Regions from separate parts of the Homo sapiens genome. Here region 2 is linked to region 1. Evidence: read pairs that join two places in POLR2A ChIA-PET (ENCODE). Cell type or tissue: OCI-LY7. All regions are shown on one strand.

Evidence for each region. Peaks named below come from ENCODE experiments on the same cell type or tissue, not always from the same donor. Only the 100,000 strongest peaks of a DNase experiment are listed, where the experiment ranks them.
Region 2: POLR2A ChIA-PET joins it to region 1 with 18 read pairs; 3 of 35 experiments call an interaction of 5 or more read pairs at or near these places.

What each region holds. Positions count from the first base shown.
Region 1 is chr1:154,861,482-154,866,481 of GRCh38, reverse strand. All of the region lies in intron 1 of KCNN3 (potassium calcium-activated channel subfamily N member 3), which reads left to right. Among named protein-coding and RNA genes, the nearest start is that of KCNN3, 6.3 kb to the left of the region's middle. RefSeq lists enhancers at 645-714, 1,106-1,995, 2,523-2,612, 3,062-3,735, 3,736-4,411. In OCI-LY7, a CTCF peak has its summit at 2,688; DNase peaks (open chromatin) are centred at 801, 1,711, 2,091, 2,691 and 1 weaker place; H3K4me3 peaks cover 4,668 bases; H3K27ac peaks cover 5,000 bases.
Region 2 is chr1:154,625,814-154,630,813 of GRCh38, reverse strand. LOC124904427 (a long non-coding RNA gene) reads right to left here and starts at 2,858. Exons shown (of 2, transcript XR_007066635.1): 1 at 2,747-2,858. It also overlaps a transcript of ADAR not described here. RefSeq lists an enhancer at 2,946-3,731. In OCI-LY7, a CTCF peak has its summit at 3,225; DNase peaks (open chromatin) are centred at 2,813 and 3,653; H3K4me3 peaks cover 2,417 bases; H3K27ac peaks cover 1,287 bases.

The DNA.
Region 1 (5,000 bases):
ATCCCAGCTCTGCCACTACTATTTGTGTGATCTTGGATAAGTCATGGAGCTTTAGCGAGCCTGTTTCCCCAGCTGTCGAGTAGGGAGAATTAAATTAGAGACGTGTAAGGCACGTATCTGCCTGCTCAACAAATGGGACCTATTGTGATTGTTACTGATGATGACAATGATGAGAGGAAAGGAGATATCTTTTTCCTGTTATCTAACTCTGGCTGTAAAATTAGTTGGAGCTTTAACAGATTGGGATCTAAGACTTGTCAACGGAGTGAGAAGTTGTATCTGGGAGGGAAGAAGTCCTGAGAAGGGACTGGGTCTGACTAGAGACCACCTTTAAGCATGGTTTATTCTTGGGGGGAGGTGAATATCTGTGTCCCAGTTTCATGGAGGAAGTGGTCTCTACTCCTCCATGGTCTGGGTTAGTCACAGCCCAGGAGAGCTCAGGGACATTCAGTGGACCCTGGGGAGGGATGGGTGACACTCTTTTGCTGGAGAGCTTTGTGTGCCTGGTTGGCCCTGCTGACCAGTCTGGAGGCAGGCGGATGGACAAGGCAACCTCAGGGGTACCAGGCAGATTAGGTAATTCTGCCCATCCAGTGGCAGCTCCCACTCAAAGGCCCTTGGGAGGTGACAAACTTTTTTTTTCCCCAGGTGATTGAAGATTAACTAACCTTGTGCCTGAGCTGCTGCTTTCTGAAGTTCTCTGCTTTTTTTTCCGTGGGGTTGTGGCCTTGCTGTTCACCTATGTTTGGCGGGTGGCTGCTGCTGGGGAAGTAACTTGTCATGCAGGCCTGGGTCTTTTGAAAAGGAGGGTGGCATGTGCCCTGAGCATGTTCAGTTAATGCAAATGGGAGCCAATGTGAGGGGGTTGAGCAACCGGGACAGAACATCCCCAGCTCCTGCCTCACAGGCCTGTAGGTGCTGATGATGGAAGTAAGCTCTGCTAGGAGGCATCAGCCTGGAGCAGGGAGGTGGGGCTTGATTCCTGGGTGAGCTCAGATAAGAGGAGAGCTTCTCATTATTATGCCTGGGACATGAGATCAAACGGCAGAGATGCCTGAGATGGCCCCAGTGGGCTCCTAAAGGTACCAGGTGACCCTTGAACCAAATGAGGAGTCCTTTTTTTTTTTTTAATAGGCAGGTTTACTCTCTGAAGTCTTAGACATTGTGACGAGGCCTGGTCTAGAGATTCTGTTGAGAATCTTAATCACATCATCTGTACTGATCGGTGCCACCTGGGTAGACCAGCAAGGACCTGGGGAGTCCTTCTTAGTGTTCTTTATTTTCTTTTAGAGCTGGTTTGGGGCACACCCACTCCATTGCATTAAATTACCTGTATGCTCTCTTCCCTGGGTTCAGAAAGAATTAGGGAAGGGAAAGGCCTGGCTGCCCTCCCCTTTCCCCAGGCTGTGACTTCACCACCCTGACCCTGCCATCATGTTGGTGGCTGAGCTGGTACCTCTGTGTGGCTGGCAAGGCACCCAGGGGCCTTGTTTCTCGGGATCTCAGGCGTTGGGCTGTGGGATCTTCTCAGGGGAGGCTGGAGAGTGCTGGTGTGGCAGCATGGCTCTTCTTTTCCACCAATCTGTACAACCTCAAGCCACTTCCCCATGCCCGGCCTTGAAACTGGTCTGCATCTCTCCTCCCAGGCAGAACCAGTCCTCTGCCCACTCCCCCACCATGCTCCTGTCTCGCCTGCCCCACTGATTTCCTGCCCCTCTGCTCCTCTCTGTGGCCCCTGCCTGGCCTCGTTGCTGGGGTAACCCAGGTGGCAGAGAGGAGTTGGTGTGAAGATGCTTATCCAGGCTGCCCTGTCTGCTCCCACAGTGTCTTCTTTTCCCACTTCTAGTTACTCTTTCTTCAGACAACCTCATGGGAGGCCGCTTCTCCGTATGCCCAGGGGAGCCTGGTCGTCTGGCCATTCACTCTTTAAACAGAATGGCCAAGGCCAACTTGTCTGTCTCTTTGCAGACCTCACAGAGGTCCCTGAGTCCATCCCCAGCCTCTAGACCAAATGATTGAGTAGTATCACTGGAACCAGTTCTGATCCTCTGCTCTCCCTGGTCACGGAAGCCTTGTCTGCAGAAGGGCAGAGCAGCAGTGCAGGCTTGGCTAGCCAAGTGGCTCTGCACCTTCTGTTTGGACCCAGGTGCTGCTTTGGGATAGGTTGTTGGCTGTCACAGTGTCCTGGTATTTTTGAGAAGATGCCTCTGGGTACTGGTGCCTGTGTTTCAGGCCATGGTGGAAAAGTAGGAGTAGGATAGACCCTTTCCAGCCCTTTCCATGGACCCTCCCTGTGGGGTGACCTGCAGGACCAGGATGCAGAAGGCAGGAGACTGGCTGAGAGCCTGCGAGCCCACTGCCGAGGGCCCTAGGCACACATTTTGTCTTCACAGGTCACACTGAGTGTGTCGGCCCACAGGAGGGCAAGCGTGAAAATGGCCTTTTGACAGCGTGAAAATGGCCTTCTCCGCCACCCGCCCCAGGGTGGTGGTGACTTTATTTATAATCTTTGTGGACAGTCTGTAAATGAGTCAAACATCTGTAACCCACAGGGGGACAGCTAACTTTTTATATATGCTTCTCCTTTGCGTGTCATCACACTATTTATAACTGTCCTGGGGAAAGACTTCATCACACATCCGGACTTCCCTTCCCCACAGGCGGCATTACCCAGGTGCTCCGCCAGGGGCATCCTGGCTGGGGCACTTATCTCCTGCACAGCCTAAGTAGAAAGGCGGCTGATGCCTCGTATTTCTCTTATTGTGCTTTTAGGAAGAGGGATTTGTAAGGCCATGGTCAAAAGATCTGCTTTAAAAAAATATAAGGTAAAGAAAGTCAAAATGAAAAGAAATTTGAGTAACCTCTGTAGAGAATCTGGGGCCTGGATGGAAATGTAAGATCAGAATAGAGCGCTTCAGCTCTGTTGCAGTTATTTGTGAAGCACATTTGGGGGAGAAAATGAGTGTGTGCGGGGGTTGTGAGGGGCGGCTGTATATTGATGAAATACCACTTTACTCAGCTCAGTGACAGGCAGGCCAGCACATTCATTTGTAGTTCTTTTTCTTCTCTTTCTTTCAAAACCCCAAAAGGAGAGCAAGAAAGCAAGGCACCTATTCCTCTTTAAATAATGAGGGTGGGGAATTCTGAGACTGTGCTTTTCCCAGGAGCTGTAGGGAGGAAAATTCTAGTGCCTTTTCTTCGGGTGAGGAAAGTCCGGAGGAGGCGAATGGGTTTTTAAGTGCCCCCTCCCCCGACCCTGTCATTCCACCCCCAGGAGCTCAGCTGGGATCTGAGGGAAAGGAGGGGAGGAGCAGCTGGGGGCAGGGACCACGCTACTTTCTGGTCACCCAGCACTTCGCTGGGCTGGCCGGGATGTTGCTGAGTGACAGGAGAGGGGAAGGCAAGGACCATTTGCTGAGTGCTGGGCTGGCTTTACATTACACCCGGGAGTACAAGGAGCAGGTCGTGCTCACCGCCCCCTGTGTAGATGAAGTCACCGGGCCACACTGACACTGCCAGCGGTGGTGGCACTGAGATAAGAACCCAAGCCCGTTTAGCTCCCAAGTTCATGCCCTTTCCCTTGCCTGCTGCTGCCCATATCCTTAAAAGAGAAAAATTGAGTTTATGGCACTGAGACCCGTGATGCAAAATGTTGGAACAGGAGGAACTTTACCACGAGCTGGGCAGGAAGGGCTTGATGGAGGGCGGGAGATGCTGGCGCAGGTCCTGGAGAAGACAGTGCTGGAGGGGTGGCCAGGGCAAGTGTGGGCACCCCAGGTTGGCCTGGGATCAGGGTGAGATTGTGGACTGGCCCAAGGTCAGTTCTTGATGCCTCCTCTCTGGGGTCTGGTGCTGCTGCCCTCAGGGTGATACCGGGCAGGTTGTGAGGAGGGTAGGTGTGGAGAATACAGGGAAAATGAAAGCCCTTCCTGCAAAAGCTCCTTCCACAGCCCCTAGCACCCCCACCTTCCACCCCTGGAGGGCCAGCAGGACCCCTAGACCTGACTGGACATGTCCATACATAACTCTCTCACCCCTCACCTCCACCTTGCTCTTCTCTTAGGCTGCCTTTCTCCTCCAGCACTGGCTGTGTGGCTGTTTATCGGGGGACAGTCACATGAGCTCAGCATCTTACATCTTACAAGGCATTTTCACCCCTGGGTCCCTCATGACCCTCACGGTGGCTGGCCCAGGGCTCATGATGACCAACTATCTCAGGGATGAGAAAACTCGGCTGCACAGGGGTTCCCAGGGTTGAGTGCCTCACTCCAGGTGCCCATCTCAGGAAAGAGAGGGTTCTAGAATGAGAGCTCAGGTCTCAGTACACTTCTGATTTCCCTATTCCAAACCCCACCACAAACTTCTGCTGGGGATTTGAGTGAGGGACCTCGAAGGGCTTCTCCATTCCTGGTTCTAGAAGTTTCTTTTTCATTCTTGAGTCCCATTTTCCTGCGTCCCTGTCTGTGCCTCATGCCTCTGTTGAGCTCTGTCATGGGCAGTGAGTGCCGAGAAAAGGCCCGTCTCTGCTTTGAGCCCCTCAGGAGGTGCTTCTGCCTCTTGCTTCCAGCTTGTTGTGTGATCTTTGTCGAGTCCCTTCCCCTCTCTGGGCCTCGTTTCTCTGGCCTAAAAACAGGAGCTGAACTCCCTTCCTGTGCCGAGGCTTCGCAATCTGATTCCAGATCATGTTTCATCACGAGGATGAGCAGCCACAGTCCGGAGAGTCCTGTTCTTAGGGGTGTCAGACAGCACCCAGATGGCATCCATCCCAGGCGGACGGTGGTTTATGGTGTTGGTGCTTGGGAGGACTGAGGAAGGAGACAGTGACTCAGACTGGGGATGCTGGGTGGATTCCCTGTAGGAGGTTGGGGGGTCCCTGAAGGACTAGACAAGCCATGATGGGAGGGGCTCGGGCAGGGGCTCAATTCTGAGTGTGAGAAGCCCGGGGAGAGGGGGCAGAGTGTGTAGGGAATAGAGCAGGCATGAGGGCAGCTTCAGGTTGC
Region 2 (5,000 bases), 240 kb after region 1:
TCTCAATCTCCTGACCTCATGATCTGCCCGCCTTGGCCTCCCAAAGTGCTGGGATTACAGGCATGAGCCACTGAGCCTGGCCAAACCAGTGTAACACTTTAAGATAGATAAAAAGCAATAAGGGTTGGGCGTAGGAAAGGGGGAAACTGGCATTATTTTCAGATAATGATTGTTTACATACAAAATCCAAAAGAATCAATAAATAAATTACTACAAACAAGAGTTTAGCATTGTGGCTGGATACAATATCAATGTACAAAAATCAAATTTATTTCTATATGATCATCAAAAAATTAGAAAGCATATTTTTAAAGGACATCACTTATAATAGCAACAAAAACTACAAAGAATCTAGGAATAAAATCCCCAAAAGATGTGCAAGATCTGGACAAAGAGAATAATAAATCCAAATTAAAGCATTAATGAAGACCTAATAAAAAGAAAGTTATCCCTTGCTTATGGAAGACTCAGAATCATAAAATGTCAATTCTCTCCAAATTTATATATTAGTTATTTATTATTCAATGCAATGCCAACAGGTTTTTGTTGTTGTTACTGCTGCGTGTGTGTGTGTGCAACTTGTTTGTGTGTGCAACTTGAGATGCTTGCCTTAAAATATGGGAAAACTAAAGACCAAGCATAGCCCAAAAAAAGAAGATGGATGAAGAATAAAAGGGAGATTTTGCACTACTAAATATCAAGACTTTTTATAAAGCTGTGGTAATTAAATAATGTGGTGTTGACATCAAGATAGACAAATTTTCCAGTGGAAGAGAATAGATAGATCAGAAATAGACCCATAAGTAACTGGAATGTTGATATATAACAAAGTTGGGAAAGGTGGGAAAGTTGGGAAAGGTGGGGCTAGTCAATAAACAAACCTGGGGAAAAATAAAGGTCATTTGTATGTAAAAAGTAAAATGGGATCCCTACCTCACACCATATACAAAAGTAAATTCCAGAGAGAATAAGGATTTAAAGATTTTTAGGAGTAAGAGTAAGTGAATAAATATTAGGGTACGGGGAAAAGAAAAACAGGATAAATATTAATAAATTCAAAGTTAAGAACATCTACCAAAATAGAAAATGAAAGGATACATATGGAAGGATAAATTTGCAACACATATAACTGATGAAGAATCAGTGCCCTAAGTTTGTGAATAATGTAGCAAACAATCCACTAAAACAATAATAAAAGACTCAAACTGACTGTTATATAAAGAGCCAAAGATGGCCTCTGTATCTGGGTCCCTGAGTTGTTTATTTCTTCACAGCAAGCTGGTATCTATTATCTCAAAAGCCTTTCAGCACCTAACTCAAATGTTTATACATCCAGGCATTTTAAATATAACACAACTAAGCAGATTTTTAGGCATTTAGAGCTGCTTGCCTGCTTTGTATACCTCATGAAACTGTGCCCAACATCTGTTAGTCATAGATAAGATAAATCTGTGGTTTATGAAGACTCCAATTTGCTGCTGCCCTTGGGAGCTTTCTGAAACAGAGACTTCCCACAGGCCGCTGAACAACATCACCTGGACATGGTAAGGCCACTCTCTTCTGGAAGTTTCCTTCTCTTTTCCCCTTTTGGATGGTTCCTCTCCACCCCCAATCTCTGGATCTTCTCATGCTGCCAAGGACTTCCCCTAAATACAAACCTGTCAAAGCTCACACAAATAAAGCTTGAGTGTGCTACTGTCACCTCCTGGTCATATATTTTTTCTTGCTCAGCCCTAAAAATCCCTCAAATGCCCTACACTGACATTTCACAGAAGAGAAACTACAGATGGACAATACATATTTAAAAGAGATGCTTAACCTCAATAAGGGCAGTTTGAGACCATGCATTAGCAAAAGCCAAGAAATCTGAGGTGTTAGAGAAGATGTGGATGCTGGTAGGAGTATAAACTGGTACAACCACTTTGGATAAAAATTTGGTACTATCATATAAAGTGGAATACTGGCATTCCAAAGTCCTATCAATTTTATTCCTAGGTAAATACACCCAAGAGACATTTTTGCACAGGGGCACCAGAAAGCAATGCTGATTTCCAACACTGTTGGAAAGAGCAAAAGACTGGAAATTGCACAAAGACTTGGCAGCTGGAGAATGGATAAATTATGGTACATAATGGATTTTTATGTAGCAGTGAAAATGAACAAAATGTAACTTCGGTCAATAAAGATGAGTAAAGAAAAATGTACCAGGCCCAGGCCTCTAGATGAGAGTTTGGAAATACACACAAAACTAAGAAAAGTAAAAATACATTGCTTAGTAATATATATAAATGTGAAAAGAAATTAAAGCAATATAATAGTTGTGTAAACACAAATTCAGGATGGGAGTTACTTCTGATGGAGAGGCAGTGGCACAAGATGGGGACCACTTACAAGCTGATGAAAGTTAATTGATAATATTTTAGTTCTTGGTTAGCATGTCAAGTTAAAGAAGGTGTTCATTATATTATTTTAAAAATGAATTCGTTTAATTTAATTTAAACGGGCCATTCAAAGACTACTGGTTATAATGTATTATTGGCTAATTCTGTGGTCTTTTTAAAAGAGGATTGTACCTACGTATCTTCTCAGGCCTTCCGGCCCAACCACGTTATAAATGACTAAGGAGTTCAATCAAGGCCATGGGCAAAAATGCAGCATCCTAAACCCATGTACCTACTCCCCACTGTACCCAAAACAGCGGCATTAACACAACGTAAAAAACCAAGGAAGACGTAGCAACAAAAACCTTAATTTCCTAGAGCGCAAACAAAAGAGGTTGAATCACGTGGTTCTTCCTCCCACGCCCGGCGCGCCAATGATGTCACCAATCTGCGACCAGACCATTGATTCCCGACTGAAGGTAGAGAAGGCTACGTGGTGGGGGAGGGTGGGGGGAGGGTCGCGGCCGCACTGGCAGTCTCCGGGTGTCCGGCCGTGTCCCGAGGAAGTGCAAGACCCGGTAAGAGCCTCTGTCCTTCTCGGCTACACCTGCCTGGGCTGGAACGCGCGGCCCATGCGGCCTCTCCAGTCTCTGGCGTTGATGTTAGAGGAAGCGTGGGGGCGCCCCGGCAGGGCACTGAGGGTGGCCGCAGGGCTGGGTGGGGACGCAGCTGGTAGGGGCACAGTGGCCGGTCTCGGCAGCCTTCCAGGAGGCGGACGCCCGGGCCGGTGTACTTTTGTGCGTGTGTGCGCGCCCGTGTGTGCGCGAGTGTGGGCGGCAGAGGCTGCGCACGGATGCTCCGGCGCTCGTGCCAGCCGGAGCCCAGCAGCTGGGTACCAAAGGCCCAACAGCTGGGTACCAAAGGCCCTTGTTTCCCTCTCGCCGGCTCCCCCGCCTCGGAGAGTGACTGGAGAGTGAGCTGCCTGGGACTCGCCGCGGTAGGCGCTTTTGCTGCGCCTTCTACCACAAACTGCGTTAGGACCGGCCCTTTATCCCAGAGATAACATCGCCGCCCTGGCGTGCCTTCCACAGGGAAGGCGTAGGAGGCCACTGTGGAAAGCTCACTGCGGGGTCACGGCCGCCGCGCTCAGCCTGTCTGGCCTGGTGCAGGAGGCCTAGTTGCGTCACCTCCTCTTCCTTCTCTGTTTAGCTTGATTTGGGGGCCCCACTAGAGGGTAATCCGGCCCCAGGTGTTTCGTGTTGGTATCAGAGTTTGGGAAACTTGCCTTCCAAAAAGGGATACCTGTCATTGGATTTTGAATGTTGTGTGGAGGAGCCCAAGTATGCAATTAGCGGAGGGAGCAGAGTCTAGGCTGCCACGGGAGGAGACTTGCAAACAGAGGCCTACACAGTGTCTTGTTGCTAGAGAGGGAGGCAGGATTGCTAGAGCGGGTCATTGGGGGCAGAGAAGGCAGGGGCGTCAAACTGTCAGCAGTTGTGATGCCAACTTCTTTCTCCACCAGAGAAGCCTTGTTCCCATCCTTTTAAAGATCTCTTGAAATATCTTGGTCGTTATTTACAAACAGTTAGTGCTTGCTATATGGGAAAAAGGGAAATAGAGTGGAAAGGGGACATGAACTTTGGAGTCAGGTCTGCCACTTTGCAGCTGTTTGACATTGAATGAGTTATTTAACCTCTCCACTCCTACTTGGGCTTATCTACAAAATGAAGATAATTATATCTACCTTGCCCGAGGTGTCAGAATTCGAAGTGTCTAGCTATTATTAGTAAGGGCCCAGTACCCAGGAGCTTGGACTTGCTCCCTTGCTGAAGGTTTCCTATTGGTACAGCTGCTTGAGAAGCAGGGGAACTTTTTGCTATTTTAGATGTTTGCTATTCTGCCAGATATGATATGCAGACTTGGGGGTGGTAGTGGAGGGGAAATCTCAAAATCCATAATCTCTCTGCTGTACACTTCATTAAATTCTAGAACTGCAAAGAGGTGAAGATCTCACTTTAGGCCGGGTGCAGTGGCTCATGCCTGTAATCCCAGCACTTTGGGAGGCCGAGGCAGGTGGATCATGTGAGGTCAGGAGTTCGAGACCAGCCTGGCCAACATGGTGAAACCCCGTCTCTACTAAAAATACAAAAATTAGACCAGCATGATGGTGCACATCTGTGATCCCAGCTACTTGGGAGGCTGAGGCAGGACAATCTCTCAAACCCAGGTGGTGGAGGTTGCAGTGAGCCAATATCCACCATTGCACCCCAGCCTGGACGACAGCGAAACTGTATCTCAAAAAAAAAAAAACTCACTTTATTAATTATAGCTTCTCATTTTATTTTATTATTTTTCAATTTTATCCCGAGTAGCTGGGATCACAGATGTGCACCACCATGCCTGGCTAATTTTTTTTTTTTTTTTTTTTTGAGACAGAGTCTCACTCCATCGCGCAGGCTGGAGTGCAATGATGCGATCTCAGCTCACTGCAAACTCTACCTCCCGGGTTCAAGTGAGTCTCCCTCCTCAGCCTCCCGAGTAGCTGGGATTACAGGAGCATGCCACCATGCCTGGCTAATTTTTGTATTTTTAGTAAGACAGGGTTTCACCATGTTGGCC